Linked DNA regions of Homo sapiens: regions 1, 2, 3 and 4 are each linked to region 5. Evidence: chromatin contacts called from ENCODE Hi-C or POLR2A ChIA-PET data. All regions are on one chromosome and are shown on one strand. The core of a region is the stretch at or near the end of the contact, and the rest is flanking DNA. Distances in the headings are between cores, read along the strand shown. Region 1 overlaps DLG2 (discs large MAGUK scaffold protein 2). Region 2 holds the start of LINC02695 (long intergenic non-protein coding RNA 2695). Region 3 overlaps ME3 (malic enzyme 3). Region 4 has its middle 25 kb from the start of LINC02695. Region 5 holds the start of CREBZF (CREB/ATF bZIP transcription factor).

Region 1 (2,700 bases), core at 80-2,579, 550 kb after region 5:
TGTCAGCTAGCATATATACATACTGGCCCATAATAAATAGAATATAATATAATTTTTACTTATTTGCAGCAAAACCAAGGCAGATGCCCAGCCCAGAATTGTTCAGTGGAAGCCCCTGCTTGGATGCCTGTCCACCACTGTACTGTAAGTTTGATTATTCCAAGATTAGCAGATTGAAGGATAAATGTTTTTATATTTTGGAATAATCTTAGTGGAATGAGCCAGAATGCTCTCTGAAATTCTGGAGTAAAGCAAATATTTTGCAAGGAGAAAGAATAATCTTTCAGAAAGCTTTGCATTATAAAAAATATCAGTGATTAGGGATTCCATGCATTTTGTTGGAGTCAGGATAACTTGGAAAGGATTGCTTTAAATGGGTTATTGATGAGTTAGAGTTGGAAGGTCATTAAAACGAATATATTTGCACATATGTTTTTCAGAATAGCTGCATATTCAGCAATACTTGATTTTAGATGCCTTGAAGAAAGATGCTCTCTCTTTTGTCACTGTGTCAACTGCTTAATAGTCATGAGCACACCAACTTGCAATTTTCAAGTCTTCCTGGTGTAATAATAGTCTCTGCATTTGCATAGTATCTTCTACCAGAGAATTTTCCAGTGCCTTAGAAACAAACAGGTACTATGTCATTATCCTTGTGCTACAGATGGGAGATTTCAATGCAAAGGGAGTAAGAATAGTGCATCAATTGTAGCACTGGGAACAGATCCCAGACATCCTACTTCTCCTTTCATGTACTCATGCTACTACTTCTGTACTCTGAAGTGTGTGAAGAAAGTGGCTGAATGTATGATACTCTGTAATACATGGATTGCCTAATAGAAATGACAGTGGTGTCTCTTGGAATTACGTGTACTGTAAATGAGTTTAGCTGTCATGAAATAATTTGTGTATGATGGAGACAAAAAATTAGAAAGTTACCTTTTGGAAATTCTCCTCATTTGACTCCCCTTGTAGGCAATGGAAAAGTAATATGTGGAGCTTCCTAAATATCTTTATCTATTGTTGAGGTACCATGTGCTGAAAGATACGACTGGACTGACATAACATGTCTTACAACTATGTTAGCAGTAAGCCTGGGGGAGCCTGATTTTCACTCAGATTGTGTAAGAGATTAAGCTTTTTTCCTCAGTTTTTGTTTATCTGTGGCAGGGGGGAGAAAGTGGGATCACCTTTAGTGAAGGAGAGATGGTGATGCTAAATTTTGGAGGTATTCCTGCAGTGCAGAGGGAGCCCAGATGTGCTGGAGACTCAGAGAATAAAAATGTTAATTTTTGAGCAGATGATCAGAGGAGAGTGCATGCTTAGGGACTACTTATGATAGAGAAAGGATGTGGTTTTTCTGTTTTTGGTTTTGGTTTTTATTTTTGAGACAGAGTTTTACTCTGTTGCCCAGGCTGGAGTGTAGTGGCATGATCTTGGCTCACTGCAGCCTCCACCTCCTGGATTCAAGTGATTCTTGTGCCTCAGCCTCCCCAAGTAGCTGGGATTACAGGTGCATGCCACTAAGCCCAGCTAATTTTTTTTTTCGTATTTTTGGTAAATAACGAGGTTTTGCCCTGTTGAACAGGCTGATCTTGAACTGAGAAAGGATGTGTTTTAATAATTCTATTATTTGTTCATAAATAGAACACTTCTTTTATTGTATCCCTGATGGTATCATTTCATAACTACTGATTCCTACATCTGTTTCTCCATGGAGACAATGTGCTCCTTGGGGTCCTAGTATATCCACAGCTAGTAAAATCCCTGGTACATGGCAGAAATTCTGGGAGTTAAGTTTCAATATGTGAATCTCCTATATGTTGATTTTTCTCTTTAGTAAGTTTTAATAAATTATTTCACAGCTCTCAGATTTCTTGGTAAAGAGGATTAATAATGGTATTTTACCCTCTTAGGCTGGTAGTTTCTATTTCTCCTCTTCATCATTCTTTAACACTTTTCTCCTAAGAGAATACCATAGAACGTGTGTTTTCAGAAATTTTGTTTTCAAGCTACAAAGTTTAGTAATTCCATTCAGTTGTGTCTAGTACTATGCCAATTGCTGGAAATATAAACATGAATAAGGCAGTAATCCTATGTAAATCAAACACAATCATGTATAATACCAATAAGAATTTCTGATCCTCTAATACACTGGTAATTTCAGCCCAAAATATTAATATAAGAACTTTCACATTTTATTACTTTGTGCAGTCTTGTTGCAAGGAAATTGCATAATTAGGATTCTGTCTTTTGAATTATTATAAATCGTTCATCTTTCATTATTCCCTTGGAGTTGAACCCCTTGGGATCTGGGAATCCCAGATTAGGTCCTAGTTGTATTGTAGAACCTTAGGAACAAATAAACAACTACATTTAAGACTCTTCCTGAAGATCACAAGTCAGAGCGCCAGCATTAAAGTCTTATTCTCAGTGCTGTGGTCAGGTGAGAGAATCAGAAAGTAGATGTTTCTTTTTCATTTCTGCCATAGAACTGGGGGCTACTGGTTTCATAAATTTACTTTGCTATTTACATAAAAGTAATTATATCTCCCAGTGAAACACATATTTTCTGAAGGAGTTGTGCAGCAGATACCGATCTGCTTTCTCTGCAGAGAACCCCCAGTCCACAGAGGTGGGCTCCCGATGGTCATGTTTAGATTATGTGAGCCTGCCCTTGGCCAGGACTGACTGATCCAG
Region 2 (2,722 bases), core at 73-2,572, 530 kb before region 5:
CTGCAAGCAGTTCATTATGACTGAGGAGGAGGTTTGGAGCTAGATGATGACCCAGGAGACCTAATGAGAGATGAAGCTGGAAATTGATGCTGGGACCAAGTCACACAGAGGGCCTCCTGTGTTTCACAACAAGGACTCAGGAAACCCTCGTGATCTGGACAGTATCATTGAGATTGTATCACCTAAGCTGTCCAGTGCAACCATGAAGTGGAAAGCATGTGAAAAAAAGTGTAAAGTACCTGAAACCTTTATTGGATTGCCCTTTCACCTGGGTGCAGCTACATTTTAACACCCGAGTAGCCTGCACACTTGCTAGCCCTATTGGGTAAATACTATTGAGTCCTTAATAAACTACTGAGTTGTATTTGCCACCAACTCCTAGGGAAAGTTACTGCGCTTCTCTGGGCCTCAATTTCAACATCTATAAAATAAAAATTTACCTTCGTAGTATAGAATTTTACTTTTGTTTTCCCCCAAATGTTTTCAGATGCATGATTCAGGAACATTAGTCTGGTATAATTAAAGGGAAAACATCAAGAAAGGCTTTTGAGTCAGAAAGACCTGGGTATGAATCCTGGCTCTCCATGTGTTAACAGAGTTACTATGTGACAACTGCTTGAACTGTGGTTTTCTCATATACAAAATAGGGATAATGCACCTATCAGTGCCTGAAGCATAGCTATTACCCAATAAGTAGCACCGTTTTTATATTGTTTTTAAAATTTACATCTACCCTATAAGGTAGGTGAAATAGGTCTAATGTTACCCTAAAGTTGAAGATCCAGAGGCTTGCAGGTATTAGTAATTTGACAAAAGAGCAGCCAGCTAGATAAGTGGTAGAACAGGGCACAAATCCAAATTCTTATTCTTTTCATAAACGGTGCAGCTTCTTTCCTCCAAGCAGTAGGATGGGATTCAGATCTCTGTGATGCCTGTCAAGCGAATGATTTTACAAACAAATTAGATAGCCCCACACCTGCCTTAAATCTGAGCTCAGGGAACAGAAAGGCCTGGGTTATCTCATGCTTTATAATCATTTCTGGATGTGTGACTGGGATACTCTAGCCGTGTCTAGCTTTAGCATGACTATAACCTGCCAGGAGAGGGAGCTCATACTGACTCCATGCTAAGGTTACAGATACCCTGGAGACTTCAAGGGCTGCAGCACAGCGGGGGACAGGAAGGGTGGGGTTTTCCTTGTTACGGGTAACGACTACGCAGCTTTCTGGGAATGCATATTTTGGGAAAAACATTGACATTATTTTTTTAAAAAAAAAGGTGAGATTATGACACAGAAAGAAATGACCTTTACCAGGAGGAAGTAGAAAGAAAAAAAAGAGGAAGTGACTAGAGCAAAGCAAGACAAAAGGAAATTTGGCTCAACAGGGTAGGTTTTGTTAATGCTGCACTTTTATTTAAATAGAAGGTAGACAAATGAAATATTTTTAGACTTGTACTGCAGGAACATAAGAATGGAATGAATGTTTTAAAAAATATTCTGAGAACAGAATTAGCATGTGTCCTCTTAATAATTATTTCCCTATTTTGCTTCAATAAGTATTAACTTGCCATATGTCCAAACCCTGTGCTAGGCACTAAAGATATGGAAATGAACAATTGAGCTCTTGATCTCAAAGAATGGTCAGTACAGCAGAACAGACTTACACATGAGCAGTAAATTACAGGAAAGCCTGCCACCTTCTATGCTCTGGTTGCTAGTAGAGGACAGAGGAGAAAGCTCTTATATCACCATGGGGGAAGGTCAAAGAATATTTACGATAATTACAGATAATTTTTTTGTGGGCACTTACCACCTGGCAGGCAGTCTGCCAAGTGCTTTATGTGGATTATGTCATTTGAGCCTCATAATAATGCAGGTGTTATTCTGTGATTTTCATTCTTTAGATGTGAAAATAGAGAAGAAACTTTTCCAAGATCATAAGTGGTGGAGAGAAGTTTTCCAAGGAGAAAACCTGGGCTAAGTATTAAAAACAACAACAATAAAATCAGACAGAACTGAAAGAGAAGAAGAATGGTGAAAAGGGGAAATGGGGGAGAATATTCTGTGCAGAAATAACAGTATGAAAGAGGCTGGTCAGCAAGTGACAGCAGATTGCAGTGGAAAAATCACAAGTTGTTCAATGTTACTGGAGTGTTCAATGCATGTGGGGGGATAGAAAGAATTGAAATTAGAATGATAGGCATGGGTCAGATCACAATGGGCTAGCCATGTCCTGGAAAAGAGTTTGAACTTTATTCTGAAACCACTGAAGCATGAAATAAGGACAACAAAATAATAAGAATAAGAATATTGTTATTGTGTAGGCTGAATAATGGTCCCCCAAAGATGGTTTCACATCCTGATATGGTTTGGGTGTTTGGTGCCTCCCAAAAACAGAGCCCCATACTGAGTTTAATGCCCTGCTGTTGCTCTCTTGAAATTTTTAATAATTACTTTACAAGGGGCCATCCTGCATTTTCATTTTGCACTGGGCCTCACAAATTATGTAGCCAGTATTGCCTAATTCTAACATTAATCCTGAAAAACAAAAAAGTTATACTCACTTTATAAACCAAGAGACTGCAAATCTCAGAGAAGGAGTATAATCCATTAATAAATGCCTTGAATCAGGTAAATTCTGCTACTTGCCAGTCAGGGCCCCTAGGACAAGCTTACTAATTCCTTCCAAGCCTCACTTTCTTCTTTTGCACAGTAATTACA
Region 3 (2,700 bases), core at 201-2,700, 930 kb before region 5:
AGAGATGGGGTGTTTTTATGTTGCCCAGGTTGGTCTCAAACACCTGGGCTCAAGTGCTTCACCCACCTTGGCCTCCCAAAGTGCTGGGATTATAGCTGTGAGTCATTATGCCCAGCTAGGAGACCAACTTTGGATGATAACTTAAATGTCTCTTCAATGTACTTGTATTTTATGATGAGGTGAATATATGGAGGTAGAGAGCAAAGGAGAAAAATCTCTAAGGAATGCAATATTTTTATTAAGTGTTATAAATTAGCAACAATTTTAAATCATAATACTCAGCATTGGTGAAAATGTAGTAAGACAGCTACTTATGTACTGGAGTTATAAAATAGTTCGACCTTTCTAAAAGTGATTTGACAGTATGCGTACAGATACTTAAAACTGTTGATATCTCTAGAATGTAAGTTTCATGAAGGCAGGGATATCTTGTCTGTTTTTTTACTTTGTTTCCTTATTACTGTATCGTCAGTTTATAATGGTATCCAGTACCTAGTCGGTGCTTATTAAATATTTGTTGAATGAAAGAATGAGTCATCAGTCTCTTAAGTACACTTATAGTTCAATCTGAAGAAAAATCAGAAACAAAAAGTTTTGTGCTCATTACAGCATAATTCATAATTGTGGAAGTTTGGAAACAATTATATAAAACAGGAATTACTAGATAAAGCTTGCTGTGTTTTTCTGTTTTTTAATAACATTTTAGGCTGAAGTTTTAGTATGTGGGAAAATGCTAATCATAACATTTTTAGTGGGGAAAAAAGACTAAAAAATTTTATACATAGTATGATCTCAAGTTTGTTTAAATAAAATTTTTTTAAGCATAGAAAAAAGATAGGAAGAAAATAGAACAAAATGATACAGTGGCTATCTCTGGGTGATGAAAATAAGGTGTGGTTATTTTTTTCCAACTTTTCTGTGCGTAATATTACTTTCAAACTTGGGAGAAAATGTATCAGAAAATTCCTATTGAACTTAGGGAGATGGAGGTCGGGCTTGTGATCCAGTTCTGCAACTTACTGGTTGTATGCTGAAGTTCTGGAGCCTTTGTGGGGCTCATATGATATATGTGAAAGTATTGTTTTACGAAATATTAAACATGCAACCCAAGTAGGAAATGATAGCTGTTGCTGTCCTTACTATTCTTGCAGCATGTGACACCTTTCGAGAAAGTATTCAAAGCATCATGAGATCCTTTTATGACAGGTGTTAAAATTCCAACAGGTTAGGAATGACATTGTCACTTCCTGGAGGGGGAGCCTACAGTTTCGTGTTGTACGGTGCCTGGTATGTTGCAGGCAGTAGCTAACTTTTACTATGTGAGTGAAGGAGGGTGGAGGAAATCATGGGTCTTCCACATTCATTTGTCAGGGTAACAGTGAACTATAACCCTGGCATACAGAAATGAGTCATTTTCCTGGCAGTGAGCCAAGGCCACAGTCATCTCCAGGAAGCTTCTTTGTTCTCTTTTCATACCCAGTCATGCTGAAACCTTGTAACCCCATGCAGAGGGGTCTGCATTTCACCAGGTTAATAGATAAGGGAGCTGAGGCCTATGGAAGGTTAAATAACTGGCTCACAGTCACACACTTAGTAACCCATGGAGCCAGGACTCAAATGCAGGTGTGTTTGATGCCTGCGTTCTGTGCTCTCCCCCATCACTGTGCCCCTTTCTGAAGGAGTGACTAGGTGGTATATTCCCCAAATCTTGCTAAGTTTGGGGGTTCCTGGGATATTCCAGACTGAGCTGTTTTAATTTCTTCTGTTGTTGCTAGTCAGAAACAAGGAAAACTTGACATCTCTAAATCTGAGTGGGAATTGGGTAAAATGCTCCTTTGTTGCTGGCTTAAGTAGTAACCCTTAGATAAAGGGTTTAATTTCAGATCTGGAGACTGACCTAGTTGCATCCAGCAATTGTCTATGAAAACCTTGCCTTCTCACTGGTTACAATGAGATTCCCAAACACTGTCTCTATGTTTACCTAATTAAACTCACACTTCTCTCCCCTCAGATGTAGTAATGAAGTCACTGTGGCTAGAGGAACATGGGTTTTGTGAAGTGCTCCTTGACATTTGCTTCCTTGAAGATGGATTCCATTTACATTATTCTTCCAAGTGGTATTTTGTCAACAAAGCTCAATAGTCATTTGAGTTTAAATAGCCTATTTCCCCCCCTCAAGGCCTAAGAAACTGGCTTTGAGCAAGTGGTGAGAGCTGAGTTATTGGGAACTTTGTGAAGCAATTGTCTGGTGCTTTAGAAAAAAAAGCAGCAGCCTGGATGTTATAACCCAGGGACATTCTTGTTCAAGTGATTGAATTCCCAACACACCTGGCCATCATTGTCACAGTGCCCATGTCTGTAATGATTAAGTAGGTTAGTGGAGAAGCTGGACTAGCTGGAACAATTAGAACAAAGAATGTGGTCCCAGTTCTCAGGTGGTGACTTTTTTCTCTTAGACCAGACAGGCTTGGACTTCACGTGAGATTTTCTTCATAGGAAGTGTATTAGTTTGCTCAGGCTCCCATAACAAAACACTGCAGACTAGGTGGCTTAAACAATAGAAATTTATTTTCTCACAGTTCTGGACTCTAGATGTCTGATATGGTTTGGCTGTGTCCCCACCCAAATCTCATCTTGAATTCCCACGTGTTGTGGGAGAGACTCGGTGGGAGGTAATTGAGTCACAGGAGCAGGTCTTTC
Region 4 (2,700 bases), core at 110-2,609, 550 kb before region 5:
TAACTATTTTTCAGTTCTTCATTTGACTCAAAAAGTAGTTTGTTGTAGAATAGAAGCTTCCCCTTGAAACAGCATATGGCAAGACCTGGAATTAAAAATAGACTTAACCACTGAAAAATTCTTCCATAAAATTAAATTAAATACGTAGTACAATTCTCTTTTACCATGTTATCCTCAATGGATAAAGATGAACTTTTCTCCTTATTAAAATTGAGAATGTTGCAGAATATTTCCATTATGTGCGAAGAAAAGAGGAACTGGCACTTATTAGCACACATAGTATGCCAGTCTCTGTGACAGGTGCAATCTGAGCGCCATCCTACCACTATGCTTGAATAGAGAGATGGTCATACAATGTCAACATGGTAATAAACTTCAGAGGTCATATAACCCACTGCTTTGGTTCTTTAGAGAAAACGCTGAGGCCCAGAGAGTAGGTTAGTGATCATTCAGTTCATTAAAAACCAAATGGGACTTGAGCTGAGTTTTCTGACACTTAGTCAGTGTTCTTTCTATAACATACTGGTATTCTCAGGAGAGAATTCGTCATGACTTATAGTTACATAGTCACCATTCTTTCCTGTATCTCTGTCTGCCCCATCTCTTTCTTCTATTTCTTCCTTTCTTTGTATTTTTTCATCTTTAACAGTAATGTTTTCTCTATTCTTAGAAAATTGGGTGTTTGAAAACAGCCCTCAACAACTTAATTCAACTTTTATCTAATGATTATTAACTGAATACTGCATCTTAGACACCGTGCTGGGTAATTGGTTGGATACAGTAAGATAATATATACAGATATAACTAAAATACAAGGCAGTGTATGATAAGAACTTTGTAAATAAGTTTTACAGGATTTCAGAGGTAGGTGTGGGGAAAGTGGCCAGTGAACTGGGCTTTTAAAGAATGGAAAAGGTTTTCATAAGGATAAGGGCTGAAGGTAGGACAATAATTTTACACAAATTGAAGAGCAGTAATAAGGATACAGAAGAAGGGAGCAACGCAAGTTGGAGAGATGTCAAGTAGAATTGTATGAGTAACAAACTGTCTTACAGGAGAAAATGGAGGACAAGGCTGAGAAACAGGCTGTTTTATTTCTGCAGCAGGGCAAGGGATCCTTCCCCTTATCAAGGCTAGAATACAAAGAAGGTGGAAGCCCCTATGACAGTCAGCTGTCATAGAAGTTGTAGATAGGTCACCTAGAGGCAGCACTGGAAACCAGCGAAAGTCAGCAATCCAGGTGACAAAAGTATCAACGAACTGGTACGAAAGCTACTACCAACTGGTACAAAAAGAACCACAGTCCAAGGAGACGCTTACTAGCACACGCCTACCTCCAGGGGGTGCTCAAGGCTTCCGTCCTTCCTTCCAAAGAAAAAAGATCTCTGAAGAGACTCCAGGACAAAATGGGGATTTCAGATATAGATGGAGGTTTTAGAGAAATGATTCTGCAGGGGATTCTGTTGAAGGAATAAAGTGGTTATAAACAGAAGTGGGCTGAGAGACTTTCCCCGTCAGTGACCTCTGGCGACTCGGCTTTTGTTAACTCTTGTAATGCTTTCATCTTTTCATCTCTTCACTGCCTTGGGATTGGTGTCTGGGACGTTCTCAAGTCAGGAGGGCAAAAGTAACCTCAGGGAGTCCACTTTGTTCAGTCCAGCTGCTGAGGCAAGAGATCTGATAGGGTTTGGAGCCCAGCATGAACTGGCAGCAAAGCATAGGCGTTTGTCCAGCGTCCTCTGTGTATGTGTTGGATGAGAAGCTTGTGCAGTCACATGCAGGATTCAGAATCCTGGCAGATTCTGAATCCACCTCCTAATTGTACAAGATTGGCATCTGGTGTGGTCTCGCAAGGGACTAAGATTTAGGAGGAAGGAAATTCATAGCAGGATTCTTGCTGCGAGGAAATCTTACCCAAACCTTTAATTAGTGATTACCAACAGGCAGAGATGGATAACTATTTCTAAAGAAAATGTACTCTTGAGAGGCTGAGACTACAAAGGCACATAGCTGCATATTTGTGAGGCTCCATCCCTTATGGTGGGAACAGAATCTGGCCTCGCCAGGAGTCACTTTTGGGACTAGAACATCCTGCCAGCAGAAGTCTGGAATTTGGAGAAATGCAAAGCCAATTGTGAGGTAGATACCTTCTCTACAAAGTAAAGATTGTGTTCTTGGACAGAGCCAGCCCTCATTTAATTTAGGAGTGAGAAGGTGGAAATGCGAGAAGCAATGGCTTGAATCTAGGATCCTGGAGAGGTGTTTAATCCGTAGGAATGAAGCAGACCTGTGAATGACATAGGGAAGAAGGGTGCCAATATCATAAATTGTTAGTTTTGTTAGTTTTAGTCCACGGTGGTGTTCAGACACAACTGTCTGGGAGGGAAGGCAGCCTGCACAGGTGTTGAACTTACCCTAGCATGTGGGTGTCAGAATGTCACAATTAAATCTTATTTTTTCTTTATACATTCAGAGAGCATTTAAAAAATTCTATTCTATGGTTCCAGTTATAGGAGTCACATTATTATTCTAGCATGCCATCTGATATTAAAATAATTTAATATGAAGGCCTATGGGTTCTAACACAATAACTTCTTATCCTATCATTTACATACTTCTAATTTCTAATATCTCCTATTTTATTCTATTTATTTATTATTTAAAGGCAGGGTCTTGCTCTGTCACACAGGCTGGAGTACA
Region 5 (2,700 bases), core at 20-2,519:
AACCTTTTCCCCTTTCAGAAATCCTTCTCTTCCTAGTTCATCTTTTATTGGCCTTGCTTTTTAAAAATTCAAAATGTTTTGTTTTACTATATTCTAATGTACTTGTAAACTGCTTCAAATCTCAAATCCCTTGTGGGATGTGAACCTAAATATCTGTATTTGTAAACTGCTTCAAATCTGAAATCCCTTGTGGGATGTGAACCTAAATAACAAACAGAAAAGGTCTCTAAAATAAAAGACATGTTTTGAGAATGGAGCATTTCAGTGGGAAAACGCATGCCATAGTAAACTATGTGTGTATTCAGGAAGACGAAGGAAGACAAAGAGTTTTAAAGGAAAAAAAAATGAGGATGGTTACACATTGTTTTGAACTAATTATCTTAGCTACAAAGGTCAATAACAAGGGTGACGTCAGTTAAAGGTTGGACAGGCAGTTTCTGGGCAGACATCCTTGCAGAGGTTTTGTATAAGGTCGTGATGGTCTTTGTGCAACGTTGTGGTTTTTACAGTCTTTGTTTTCAGGCATACAAGCATGAGTACCCTCTCTTCATAGCCTTTCCTGGCTCTATTTGTCAGAGTTTTTGTTTGTTTGTTACCCAAATGCAGTAAGTCAGTACTGATTGGATTTTGGCTCAAGTGAAAACATCTACTTACAAAAATGGCAAGAACAACTGAAGACAATTTTTGTAAGCAATGTTGTATTCTACATTCATTTTGCTTTGGTTTTAATTTTTTTTAATTGACAAATAATAACTGTCATATTCATTGGGTACATAGTGATATTTCTATACATATGGAATGTAGTGATCAGGTTAGGGTAACTAGCATATCCATTATCCAACTGAGGACATCTAGTATGGCCCAGGTATTAAATAGTATTAGTAAACGATTGTTAATTTTCTGAAGACTTGGTAATAGTATTATGATTATGAAAAAAAAGTCCTTATTTTTAGAGATGCACACTGAAGTACGCAGGGGTGTGGTGTCTCATCTGCAACTTTAGGATGATTCAGCAAAAAAAAAATTTACAAGCATTTATGTAAAGATAAAGCAAATATAGCAAAATGTTGTGTTGAACTGTTGAGTCTGGGTATTGGGTGGTATTGAATTAGGGTGGATAAATCTAGAGACTTGTTATTTTTGCCGCTGTTATTATGACATCACTAGAAAGCTGGAATTATTCCCACTCTAAAGCACCCTGAAATCTCGCGACACTACGGCCTGGTGGCGCGCGAAACGCGGTGGGCGGGACTGGGGCGAAAACCACTGACTTCCGGCTACGCCGTTGTCTGGGTGGCGCGGTCGAGTCATCGCAGGGCCTCACCGCTTCGTTCTCCCGTCCCTCCCCGCGCCTTGGCGCGGGGGGTCGACTAGCCAAGTGAGGCGGGAGGCGACTCGGACCTTTCCCTGCATTTCGTTTCGGCCAGTGCCGGGGGCTACCCGCCCTGGGGCCTGGGATCCTTGGGGCCCGTGAGGCCCACTCTTAGCGGCCGGGGCCTACCGCGGCCCGCCGCTGGCCCTCATGAGGCATAGCCTGACCAAGCTGCTGGCAGCCTCGGGCAGCAACTCCCCAACCCGCAGTGAGAGCCCGGAGCCGGCTGCAACTTGTTCGCTGCCCTCTGACCTGACCCGGGCTGCAGCGGGGGAGGAGGAGACGGCGGCGGCCGGATCTCCCGGCCGCAAGCAGCAGTTTGGCGACGAAGGAGAGTTGGAAGCCGGGAGGGGGAGCCGCGGCGGCGTGGCCGTGCGCGCGCCCTCCCCCGAGGAGATGGAGGAGGAGGCGATCGCCAGCCTCCCGGGGGAAGAGACGGAGGATATGGACTTTCTGTCTGGGCTGGAACTGGCGGATCTCCTGGACCCCAGGCAACCGGACTGGCACCTGGACCCCGGGCTTAGCTCGCCGGGGCCTCTCTCCTCGTCTGGCGGAGGCTCGGATAGCGGCGGCCTGTGGAGAGGGGACGATGACGATGAGGCCGCGGCTGCTGAAATGCAGCGCTTCTCTGACCTGCTGCAAAGGCTGTTAAACGGTATCGGAGGCTGCAGCAGCAGCAGTGACAGTGGCAGCGCCGAAAAGAGGCGGAGAAAGTCCCCAGGAGGAGGCGGCGGTGGCGGCAGCGGTAACGACAACAACCAGGCGGCGACAAAGAGTCCCCGGAAGGCGGCGGCGGCCGCTGCCCGCCTTAATCGACTGAAGAAGAAGGAGTACGTGATGGGGCTGGAGAGTCGAGTCCGGGGTCTGGCAGCCGAGAACCAGGAGCTGCGGGCCGAGAATCGGGAGCTGGGCAAACGCGTACAGGCACTGCAGGAGGAGAGTCGCTACCTACGGGCAGTCTTAGCCAACGAGACTGGACTGGCTCGCTTGCTGAGCCGGCTGAGCGGCGTGGGACTGCGGCTGACCACCTCGCTCTTCAGAGACTCGCCCGCCGGTGACCACGACTACGCTCTGCCGGTGGGAAAGCAGAAGCAGGACCTGCTGGAAGAGGACGACTCGGCGGGAGGAGTCTGTCTCCATGTGGACAAGGATAAGGTGTCGGTGGAGTTCTGCTCGGCGTGCGCCCGGAAGGCGTCGTCTTCTCTTAAAATGTAGGGTCAAGTAATCTGCTCTTTATCCGCGTTTACCCCTTTCAACTCCCTTACACCATGTCAAACTTACCTTAGTGGGACATCTTCACCGGACACATTTCAGAGGAGAGAAAAAAA

The links. Hi-C counts contacts between places; a loop is a spot of excess contacts on that map. ChIA-PET counts read pairs that join two places held with the same protein, here RNA polymerase II (POLR2A). Pooled maps may share reads with other maps.
Region 1: a loop to region 5 is called in a pooled map, with 4 times the contacts of the local background. The contact joins the enhancer-like site here to the promoter of CREBZF in region 5. A Hi-C loop is called at or near these places in 2 of 37 single-sample maps with no recorded cell type and 2 of 50 pooled maps. POLR2A ChIA-PET finds 5 or more read pairs at or near these places in 1 of 52 experiments (activated B cell).
Region 2: a loop to region 5 is called in a map of CD4-positive, alpha-beta memory T cell, with 14 times the contacts of the local background. The contact joins the promoter of LINC02695 here to the promoter of CREBZF in region 5. A Hi-C loop is called at or near these places in 1 of 168 maps with a recorded cell type or tissue (CD4-positive, alpha-beta memory T cell), 1 of 37 single-sample maps with no recorded cell type and 8 of 50 pooled maps.
Region 3: a pooled map shows a loop between it and region 5 (5-fold over the local background). The contact joins the enhancer-like site here to the promoter of CREBZF in region 5. A Hi-C loop is called at or near these places in 2 of 37 single-sample maps with no recorded cell type and 8 of 50 pooled maps.
Region 4: a loop to region 5 is called in a map with no recorded cell type, with 7 times the contacts of the local background. The contact joins the enhancer-like site here to the promoter of CREBZF in region 5. A Hi-C loop is called at or near these places in 3 of 37 single-sample maps with no recorded cell type and 7 of 50 pooled maps. POLR2A ChIA-PET finds 5 or more read pairs at or near these places in 1 of 52 experiments (GM12878).

The regions. Positions count from the first base shown.
Region 1 is chr11:85,109,105-85,111,804 of GRCh38, reverse strand. It overlaps DLG2 (discs large MAGUK scaffold protein 2), which reads left to right. Exons shown (of 28, transcript NM_001142699.3): 6 at 70-144. Among named protein-coding and RNA genes, the nearest start is that of DLG2, 520 kb to the left of the region's middle. Within about 2 kb of position 1,329, at least 2 of the 41 ENCODE cell types and tissues checked have a DNase peak (open chromatin) inside an H3K27ac peak, as active enhancers do.
Region 2 is chr11:86,192,098-86,194,819 of GRCh38, reverse strand. It overlaps LINC02695 (long intergenic non-protein coding RNA 2695), which reads left to right and starts at 1,322. Exons shown (of 2, transcript XR_001748524.2): 1 at 1,322-1,387; 2 at 1,906-2,722.
Region 3 is chr11:86,591,826-86,594,525 of GRCh38, reverse strand. The region is part of intron 2 of ME3 (malic enzyme 3); the gene reads left to right. Among named protein-coding and RNA genes, the nearest start is that of ME3, 79 kb to the left of the region's middle. Within about 2 kb of position 1,450, at least 19 of the 41 ENCODE cell types and tissues checked have a DNase peak (open chromatin) inside an H3K27ac peak, as active enhancers do.
Region 4 is chr11:86,217,295-86,219,994 of GRCh38, reverse strand. No RefSeq gene overlaps it. Among named protein-coding and RNA genes, the nearest start is that of LINC02695, 25 kb to the right of the region's middle. Within about 2 kb of position 1,359, at least 4 of the 41 ENCODE cell types and tissues checked have a DNase peak (open chromatin) inside an H3K27ac peak, as active enhancers do; they include GM12878, where a contact is called at or near this core.
Region 5 is chr11:85,663,698-85,666,397 of GRCh38, reverse strand. CREBZF (CREB/ATF bZIP transcription factor) reads left to right here and starts at 1,269. Exons shown (of 1, transcript NM_001039618.4): 1 at 1,269-2,700. The coding sequence starts at 1,523. The coding sequence ends at 2,587. RefSeq lists enhancers at 1,686-1,735, 2,006-2,295, 2,406-2,645.